Linked DNA regions of Homo sapiens: region 1 is linked to region 2. Evidence: read pairs that join two places in POLR2A ChIA-PET (ENCODE). Cell type or tissue: OCI-LY7. All regions are shown on one strand. Region 1 overlaps CUL3 (cullin 3). Region 2 overlaps CUL3 (cullin 3).

What was found. ChIA-PET counts read pairs that join two places held together with the same protein. Peaks named below come from ENCODE experiments on the same cell type or tissue, not always from the same donor. Only the 100,000 strongest peaks of a DNase experiment are listed, where the experiment ranks them.
Region 1: POLR2A ChIA-PET joins it to region 2 with 6 read pairs; 9 of 35 experiments call an interaction of 5 or more read pairs at or near these places.

What each region holds. Positions count from the first base shown.
Region 1 is chr2:224,470,514-224,475,513 of GRCh38, forward strand. CUL3 (cullin 3) reads right to left here. Exons shown (of 16, transcript NM_003590.5): 16 at 1-3,863. The coding sequence ends at 3,732. Among named protein-coding and RNA genes, the nearest start is that of FAM124B, 71 kb to the left of the region's middle. In OCI-LY7, no CTCF peak of the experiment used is centred here; no DNase peak of the experiment used is centred here.
Region 2 is chr2:224,543,927-224,548,926 of GRCh38, forward strand. The region is part of intron 2 of CUL3 (cullin 3); the gene reads right to left. Among named protein-coding and RNA genes, the nearest start is that of CUL3, 39 kb to the right of the region's middle. In OCI-LY7, no CTCF peak of the experiment used is centred here; no DNase peak of the experiment used is centred here; H3K4me3 peaks cover 1,210 bases; H3K27ac peaks cover 2,213 bases.

The DNA of each region.
Region 1 (5,000 bases), 73 kb before region 2:
CTCTTCTTCCTTCTGGCTAATTTGACATAGGAAAGGCACACAAAGGAAAACATTTTGTAAAACTGTAGATTTGAATTTAAGGTACATGCCTATCTGTGGTACCCACTTAAGTATGTAAAACTTTCTCTAAGATTGTAGGAGACAAAGCGCCTATTTTCTTTTCAATGGACACATTCCAGAATAGCAGCAATCACCTTCCCTGTTTTCCTTCCTACCAAAAGTTGGTATCAGCAAATAATGTAAAGCTAACAAAAATGTGCAAAATTCCATATTGCAATGCTTCATGTATTAACTTTAGTTTGTCACATTACTATTCATGTGAATGAGGTACAAAATAAATGAAAATTTTTTAATATGGAAAATCATGTCAATTTGTAACATGGAATATGGATAGGATTAAACCTAGGTCCAACTCCTGGCTCTGCCATTTCCTGCTAGCAACCTTGGACAACACTGGTATAATGACAGTTATGTCACATAAAGCCAATATGACAACTAAATGAATGAATATACATAAAATATTCAGAATAGTATCTGGCATATGATAAGCACTTAAATGTTAACATTTCTAATTATTTCTGCTTTGAGGACTAGAAATGACTTCTAATTTTGCTGACCTGAAATGTTTTAACATTCGTATTTACAGAATGCAAAATACTATGCAACATATAGTAAAATACATGACCTACAATTGATATGCAACAGCTTTCCTTCCAAGATTGACACAATATACCATATACTCTATAAAAAATTATTCTATGAAAGTCTTAAGTTACAGTAGACAGGCAAAGATAAAAATCTTTAACACTAGTTACTGAAAATGAGTATCTTAAACTGTAAACATTAAAACTGCTTTCCAAATTAAGGAATTAAATAATATTTAGAAACCTAAGATGATGCCAGTGTACTAGTCTTCTAGAGATGTAGGCATAATCTTAAAACTGGTTCTAGGCCTTTTCTGCTACCCAACATATCCGGTGAACAAAACATCAACAGTGCTTCACTATGAGAAGGATTCTTACAGAGAAGGCCTATCATCAGCATCTTGGGGGTTTGATAGTACATAATTACAATGCTACACAGGTGACTCTAGCATACCTTTAGAAAGGCATGCATCTCTTCCCCCATTCCCTTTTTAAGTTCACTGACATAAAGAATCCTTGCAATCACAACCACTTTTTGTGAGGCTGTGCGTTCCCTAATTGCAATGAATTTTCAGTCTTTAAATAATGTTAACGATTCAAAATAAACACTGTCCTGGACTTGATAATGAAGGCAGAGAATTACACTTTAACAGTTACTGAAGAGATGACATGATTTTTGCAGTTGAAAAACTATGTATCCACCCTCCTTAAAAGTCTTCTAATAAATCACCAAAATTTCTCTGCACCAACAGGATGGAATGGTTAGGATGCATTTTTCTTTCAAATTAAAGCATTAAAAACTGAGAAAAAATAGCATCTGTGACCTCTTGCTAAAAAGAAAGCAATGTTAAATGTATTTTGTTATAACCTTTATGACCTAAAATAATACTTATGCAGTCAAACATATAAACATTTTGTGTGACCAGTTTTTTCAGTGCAGCATCACATCGCCAGCAATCTCCAACCATTCAACTGCAATTCAGAAATGTTTTAATGTATTTAGAAGCATAAATATCAAACCTGTGCTCCAAAGTTAACAAGTATGTCTCTAAACTCTAGATCTGATTTTTACAGCCACACTTGAGACAATGACGTAAACTTAAACTTTACTTTTAATGGCTTAAACTAGCACTAAAATGTTTAATGTCTCACTTAGGAGATTTCAAATAAAGTTTTTACATCGCTCATGTTTACTAACTCGACAATCTGAGCTGTCCTGTTTTCCCAGGTGTTAAATATCATTTAACTGGGAAATGAAAGCAATAAAAAAATTCTCAAACATGAACTACCATTACTTTCCTATAAACATCTTACCATTATAGAAAATTTCCAATTATGTCAAAATCAGAAGGTGAAACCCTTAGCTTTCCATGTTACACCTGACTTAGTACTACTCAAGTATGGTAAAAGTGTCCTGAGAATAATGTTCACAATACTTTTCATTGGCATCTTAATTGCATCATGTAGAAGTGGAAAATGTAGAGATAAAGAGCACAAGGCTTGTAATTCTACAGTACAGATGGAGACAAAATTGCAATAAAAGCATATTTGCAAGTCTAAAAGGAAAATTATAACCCAAGACGCATGGGGAAAAATATTTATGTGGAGTTTTTAATCCATATTAGAATTCAGTTGTTGTAACTTGACCATAAATTTAAACAGAAACCATCTTCTGAGACATACATTCTAATAAATGTATCAACAGTACTGATAGTCAACGAAGGGTCAATTTAAACTTATTAGTAACATTTCATTTTTCTATCCAACAGAAATCTATAGTGGTTTGCCCCATTACATATCTGAAACATTGTCTTATGAAAACAAAATGAAACAAAATTAAATAAAATTGAAGATAAAAATACTCTGGAAGCACAGGATATCTGACAAGAATCTTCAGCACAAAGCACATGTTTGAAAACGTGAAACGATGACTCTTTGGAGGACAATAGCTAAATATCCAAGAATCATCAGGTTTGAGAAATATTGCTTAATCACTTTCCAAAACACAGCTGCAAGAATTGAAGATTTCATTAAAACTATCAAGGTCATCATATTTATTGCATCTTTAGATTGCATTTTGAAACAGAAAATTAATAGTGCACCACAGCTTCACCAAAATATATATTTAGGGGCAGGGAGGACCTAGGGTATTTATAAACAAAGTATAGACTGTATGTGCTTTTCAGAGGGGCTGAATTAAATATAACCAGCTGCCAACTTTGTGCTCTGACATACTTGAATTAGTGGGTATGTGTATACTAAATTCATTATTTTTGTCTACAATAAATGAAATAAAAACACCACCCTATACAATCCACTATTAGCAGTGAGTACAACAGCAAAAAAATTATTGTACAATTTACACATACTAAAATACTTTCTTTCTCTAGAAATAACTCAGAACAAAACCTAATCATTATAAGACTTAATTTGGGAAATCTCAAATTACAACAGGGAGAAACCAAATCAGGATGTGTACTTGAGCCCAAAACAAAGGTTCCTGGTCATAAGGCTAGAAGATGAGTAAGTGCAAGTGGTAGAATACAGCATGCTCAAATTGTATGCTTGGGTCTTTGTATATTTATCAAACCTTTAAAATTAAATAAGACTAGCTAAAGAAATGTCTTCAGAGCAAGATAACTGGGAAATCTGCATTTCTTTTGCCATTTTTGTTACCCAACTTACACAATGCGCAAAGTGCTAAGCAACACTACAAAACACATTTACATCAACACTGAAGACCTGGGGAAATGAAATCCAACAATTTTATTGTAATGAGCTGTATTTTCTAAATTTCTCTTTTATTTTCCTGTTTTCATACAGTAAAGAAAACAAAACGCAGCACATTCACATTTTCCCGAGGAACTGTAAAGATGATCTCTACAGGGATAAACGTTGTAAAGCCTGAAGCTCAATCAACTGATGTTGGAAACTCTCAAAGGGAGTAAAGGCTTGATCTCAATGGTCTAGAACATGTACTGTAATTTAATAGAAGAGATGGTCGTCTTAATATTTAATGATTTAAAAGAACTTCCCAGTCCATGCGAAGAGTACAGTCCAAGAATAAATCAAATTTCTGAACGCATTTTATGCTACATATGTGTATACTTTGCGATCCTCAGGTGTTCGTGCCAAATATTCTCTCTCAATAAGTCCTTCAATACGTTTCTTAATAACAACTGGACTTGGTAAGAATCGCGCCTTCAACTGCTGAGTTACCTAAAAAAGAAAGTAGATAGTATTTTTATATAAACACATAAAAATTCGTATCTTTGAACAGAACTGATATGTCATTTTAACACTCAGAGACTGAACTTTACTAACTGGATTACCAAAGATAAAAGCACAGAAACTTTAAAAAGGTTCTGTTTGAAAATGTAATATTATGGTTACAACACACTTCCTCAAATCAGAATGTGAATGCTAAAGTGGATAGCAGTTGAATAATTGAATTAGTTGGAATTACAGTAGTGTGAGCATATGCCACCTATAGTTTAACCGTTTTGATGCTGTTATCTACTGAATTCTGAGTTATACTCAAAACTCACAGAACTTGGGTAGCCTATGTATTAAAGAACACAAACTCCGGACTCAGAGTACCTGGATAAACTCAGCTCTACCACTACTAGCTCTGGGACCTTGGCCCACTGGTGTGTACACTAAATGTGTTAACAGATGTAACGCCTTAGAATAAAGAATAATGCTGCCCAATCATAGTAAGTGCTTCTGTTGGTTTTTTCCAAGTACTATCAGGATTCTAAGTACTGTGCTATATATAATAATAAAATAATAACTAAAGCAGCAGTCATAGTCTGTCTATGCACTATTCATCTGTCATTTTGCATGTATGAGTTTATTTAATTTATTTTTTCTTTTTTGAGATCGAGTCTTGCTCTGTTGCCCAGGCTGGAGTGCAGCGGCGCAATCTCCGCTCACTGCAAGCTCCGCCTCCCAGGTTCCCACCATTCTCCTGCCTCAGCCTCCTGAGTAGCTGGGACTACAGGCGCCCACCACCACACCCGGCTAATTTTTTGTACTTTTAGTAGAGACGGGGTTTCATCATGTTAGCCAGGATGGTCTCGATCTCCTGACCTTGTGATCTGCCTGCCTCGGCCTCCCAAAGTGCTGGGATTACAGGCGTGAGCCACCGTGCCCGGCCTATTTAATGTTCTTAACCCTGCAAAATAAGTTGTCTCATTTTACAAACGAGGAAAATAAAGCCGGAGAAGAAAACTGACATCAACAAGTAGTAAATAACAGAGCCAACAGAGATGAATCTAAACCTTTCTGACCTCAAAGTCCATGTTCTTTGCTCTAATGCATCCATGAGCCAGCTTTGCTTTTACTCTTGTTGAT
Region 2 (5,000 bases):
GTGAGCCGAGATCATGCCACTACACTCCAGCTAGGGTGACAGAGTGAGACCCCTCCCATTTCAAAAAAAAAAAGAAAAAAGTTTCAGATTTTGGATTTTTGGATTAGGGATACTCAACCTCTTTGCAGACAACTGCCCAGGGAAGTCACTAACTAAGGGCTCTGAGCAAGTCACCTAACCTATCTAGTCTGTAGCACCTCTTTACCTGTGATGTGACTATGGTTGATTAGATCAATGACATCATGTTCCACTGCAATGCCTTACTTAGCACCACTGCAGAAAAGACTTCATTTCCCCTTATTAAATATGATTTATAATAGTTTTGTATGATTTTTTAAATTGGGGCTTCTATTTTAAAATAATTGACAGCCACTGGATGCCTGCTATCTTTCTGGCTCTAAATTCCAAAACATGTTGCCTGTTTCATCTGTTAAAGACAGCATAATACAAAAGCATGCAACATTTACTATGACCTACAAAAATAGCACTTAATGCCATAACTTCTTCAATCACTTTATTAACGATGGATAAGTTGCTTTTAGTTTTTTACCATTATAAGTAATGTTACAAAAACATTCTTACATATACAAAAAAAGTTAAAAAATAAAAATAAAAATAGCATTTAAATTTCCACTTAAAACATACTTTTTTCAGTCCTGCATTAATCACATGTGGTCTAGGGGTTTGTCACTTTATAAATTTTGCCAGTTACATGAATTTTAGTCTTCCAAGGAATGCCATTAAATAATTCTTAAAGATTTCAAAATTTTTCCACCTTATCATACCACAGTGGTATGACACAAACCTATCAATAAAAGTGGCTTACTAGATAAAGTGAATCCCAATGGGAGACAAGCCATAAGGTATAGAGGACAGCTGACAGAACTGTTTGAGAAAAAAGCTTCATGGCTCTTTCCCTCACCCTGAGAATTCCTGATCTAAAAGGTTAAAAAGAAACACTGCAATGTTCTGCTATTTTTACAGAAGTCATATACAAAAATAGGGGCAGGTCAGGAATAAGGACACTTGCTTTCCTTTCCTCTAAAGGATAGAATTTCTGAATGACTGGAAGGAACTCTTACCTCATATTTTGAGGAATTCTTAATGCAGTCAAACTCCAATTATTTGTACAACTAATATAAATTTGGTTAACAGATGTTGCTGTTATAATACATATAGCAATCTTAAGATTTCTGTATCTCAAACAAGCTTCTACTAAGGCCAAGATAATTAATTTTAAGTTTTGTAGGTATTTTAAACTTTCCAAGAATTAACTAATGATGAGATTCCTGAATAATATAAAATTCACTATCCTTTTCATACAGTAGACTGTGTTATTCTCATTATTTTTAATTAACTTTAATAATTAAGATGGCAATAGTGATCAGAAAAATTATACCAGTATCCTTAAAAAAACAGTAAGATAGCCACTGTAGGGAAAAAATTTTCTCCATTGCTGCCAGAAGATTCCTCATTAAGTAATTTTCTAACGTACATAGTAATGTAACTTAACAGCATTTCACAAAAAGCACACTATTCTCAATTTCAAAATCAAATTCATTCTCAGTGGAAATATTCCCCATTCTTACTCTTTGCTTTAAGTGTCCAAAATGAAGCTCTTAAAGAAATCAGGTCCTATTATCAGATATCAACCACTCATTCAAAAGTATACAAAGTATTTCCCCAGACTGACAATTCATGTATTTATGTTTGCTTCCAGCAGGCAAAACAGGGTGCTTGGCACTATGGGGGATACAAGACACTTTCAGCCACTTTATAATCTCTGAGGGAGAGGGGAGAAGGGGGAGCCTAATATTAGCATTCAAATGACCTCAATACAAAGTAGAATACAATAAATAGCACTACGGAAAAGTTACAAAGTTCAAAGAAGGAACACAGAACAGGTGTTAGGACAATACACTTTCACAATTTCATACATAAAGATAATTTGCTACGTGTTGAAGCAAATACTATTTTAAAAATCACATAAAATTTGACATTTTTAAAAAAGGCATTCTTAGTTCAAATATGCTTTTAAACTGGTCTTAAAATAGTATGACTTAGAAAAATCAGGATTTCTCAATCAGTACAAAATACTACTATGAAAAATGATAGCTTTTTACTTACTGGTTGGAAAGGAATGCAGAAAGAAAAATGACAGTACACCACAGAAAAACACCACTATGACTTATCGTTTGTAAAGTATACTATTCCCAATGGTTAAGATATACATTAAAAGCTATTATTATAGCATTAGTATCATGGTTAAACTTAGTAACAGGCACACTGACAGAATTAATCAGGAAAACATACACAAAGCATGACAACAAAGCTACCAGTATTTTTGTTCTCGAGTACGATGGAAAAAACCACCATGGTTTCTCAAGATAACATGATCTGGTTCTAAGCCGACAGACAGACTTCAATCTCAAAAAAACAGAAGCATATAGCCCGATAATCACCTGTGTTTTTAAATGGTTGTCAGATTTAGTAATTAACTCGAGTAGGGAGAGGTATTACCCCACACAGAGAAAAAAAAAATGGATCTCAGCTATTTGTGGCTATGAACCAAGGTGGTTTCCATTTTGACTGCTGGTAGTATTCTCAAAGATTCATTTCAACAGACAACTGAGTGCCAACCACATGCAAAGAGGAGACACAAAGATAAATGAACAGGTCCTCCTTCATTTATTCACTTAGTAACAGAAGAATATCACTAAAAAATACAACAGAAATAGGATGGGGGGGGGTACTTGCCCTCAAAGTACAGTCTACCTAACAACTTAAGCAGAATAGCTGATACTTAACATGGGCAAACTTGTTAAAACAACACTTTTAAGCCTCCTCTCCCCTAACATCATTTCTCTTCCATCCCTTTCAATGTAGAAACCATTCAATTTCCAATGTCCTTCATATCCCACGGTTGCTGTTTTCCTGACTCTCTAATAATCCCTTTTCCACACACTATCCCCGACAAGTCTCTGTCTCTTTTGGGATTATGCTATTTATATTTAGGTCACTATCCCCATATCATACCCATTAACAGTTTTCACACCTAGCTCACAGTCTCTTCTCACTCCTGTCACCACCATCCCAAAAAGCATAATGGGTTGAGTACTTCCAGCAACTTTTAAGTTAAACATCAAGACAAGATAGCATGAAAACTAAAGATGAGCAAGCAGCAACAAGGAACTGAAAATGGCACTCATCCTAAATGCCTGACTACATCTTCTCCACTGCAGTCAGCCTTTCTAAGGATTAAAAAGCAATGGCTCCCACCACCAACAGAAAAACACTCAAATCCCCTACAATGGTTTTCAAAATCTAGCCCAACCCACTTTACTATCCTCATTTCCTACAAAAACATTCGAAGATGCTTTTGTTCATCCTTATGAACAACATGTTCACCTTCCATCTATACTGATCTATCTCACTACGCTCATACCTACCTGCCATTTTTCTCATTCAACTTTCTCTCCTTGTTATCTACCGGGACAGTATTTTGGCTTTGCTCACATGATGAATCTTGAGTAATGCTTTAAGTATAATCAAAAGTGACCTCCTCTTTCTACCTTGCCCTGAATTCCTCAGGCAAAGTAACTCCCCCTCAAATCTGATTACCTCGCTAAAATTATGGGATTCTTGCTGGCAAGAATCATGTCTTATTTATTTTTGGGTGGCTGAAACATAGGAGAAACTCAATCTCTGTGGGCCTCTGAAATGAATCTGAATTTGCTAAGGAAAATCTTATTCCCAAGTGTTTCTATCAATATTCTTAACTCACTGCAGTCATTATATATTGTATATATATATGCCATTAAAAACATTAATTTTAATGTTTTCCATTAGATTAATTAATATTTGCCTAGAAAGGGAAAAGCACTCCAAAAGCTTTATTATAAAAGGAAGTCTGTTTAATTGACATAAAGAAGAGTCCACAGTTTACCTTAAAGTTACCAACTTCATGTTCACATAAATATCTTAACTTACTTACAAACAAATATAAAATTTAAAACTGGTTCTTCTTCCCCATCTAGAAATAGGGAGAAAAATATATTGAAAAAGTAGTTCACACAGAGACAGCATTTTCAGCAAATAAGACCCTAGGTACAAAAGATAAATGGTGAGGAATTATTTGTTCTACAAAAAGACATTGCAGTTTACAAAGAAATTCAAAAAAGAAAGTCACTTGAAACTTGAAACCATGTCCCCTTCAAGGCTGCAATTTCCCCACTGGTAAAACAAAAGTGCTTAGAACAGATTATGACTACAAAGCGTAGATCCAAGTATGTAAGTCTAAAACGTAACTTCCACAAAGGCAGGAATCTTTCCTTGATATAGTACAAATGCTCACACCAGAGCCTTGCTCAACAGGCGGTTTTCTGAATAAAGGAAAGGTGAGCAGGATGAAGCTCCTCTTATTCTGGCTTCCTCCCATTCAATCGGAGTAAGATATTATTTGAAGAATAGGACATACGGATAGAAAAACTTTGAAAACCACTAGAATAAATGTTCTTTCCAATAATAACTAAAAAGATAAGTTAATTTTAAATGTTAACTTTTTTTTGTTCAGCTATTTTTCTAAGAAACCAACTTTCAAAGTTCAATAATTTTTATAGGTTCATTTATGAGGTTACCATGTTATTTGATTATTACTATGGAGTATTAAAGATGAAGAAATTAAGCATAAGGTAAATCTAAGAAAACTGCTAAGCATTACAAAATTGAGATAATAAAGCTCTTCCCATATTAAAACTAAAGTTTCTCCCCTGACTTCAAGAAAATTAAAAATTGAGGCCAGGCACAATGGCTCACGCCTGTAGTCCCAGCACTTTGGGAGGCGGATGGATCACTTGAGCCCTGGAGTTCGAGACCAGCCTGGGCAACATGGTGGAAACCTTGTTTCTACAAAAAAATATACAAAAATTTAGCCAGGCATGGTGGCACGTGCCGGTAGCCCAGCTATGTAGGAGGCTGAAGTGAGAGAATCACCACAGCCT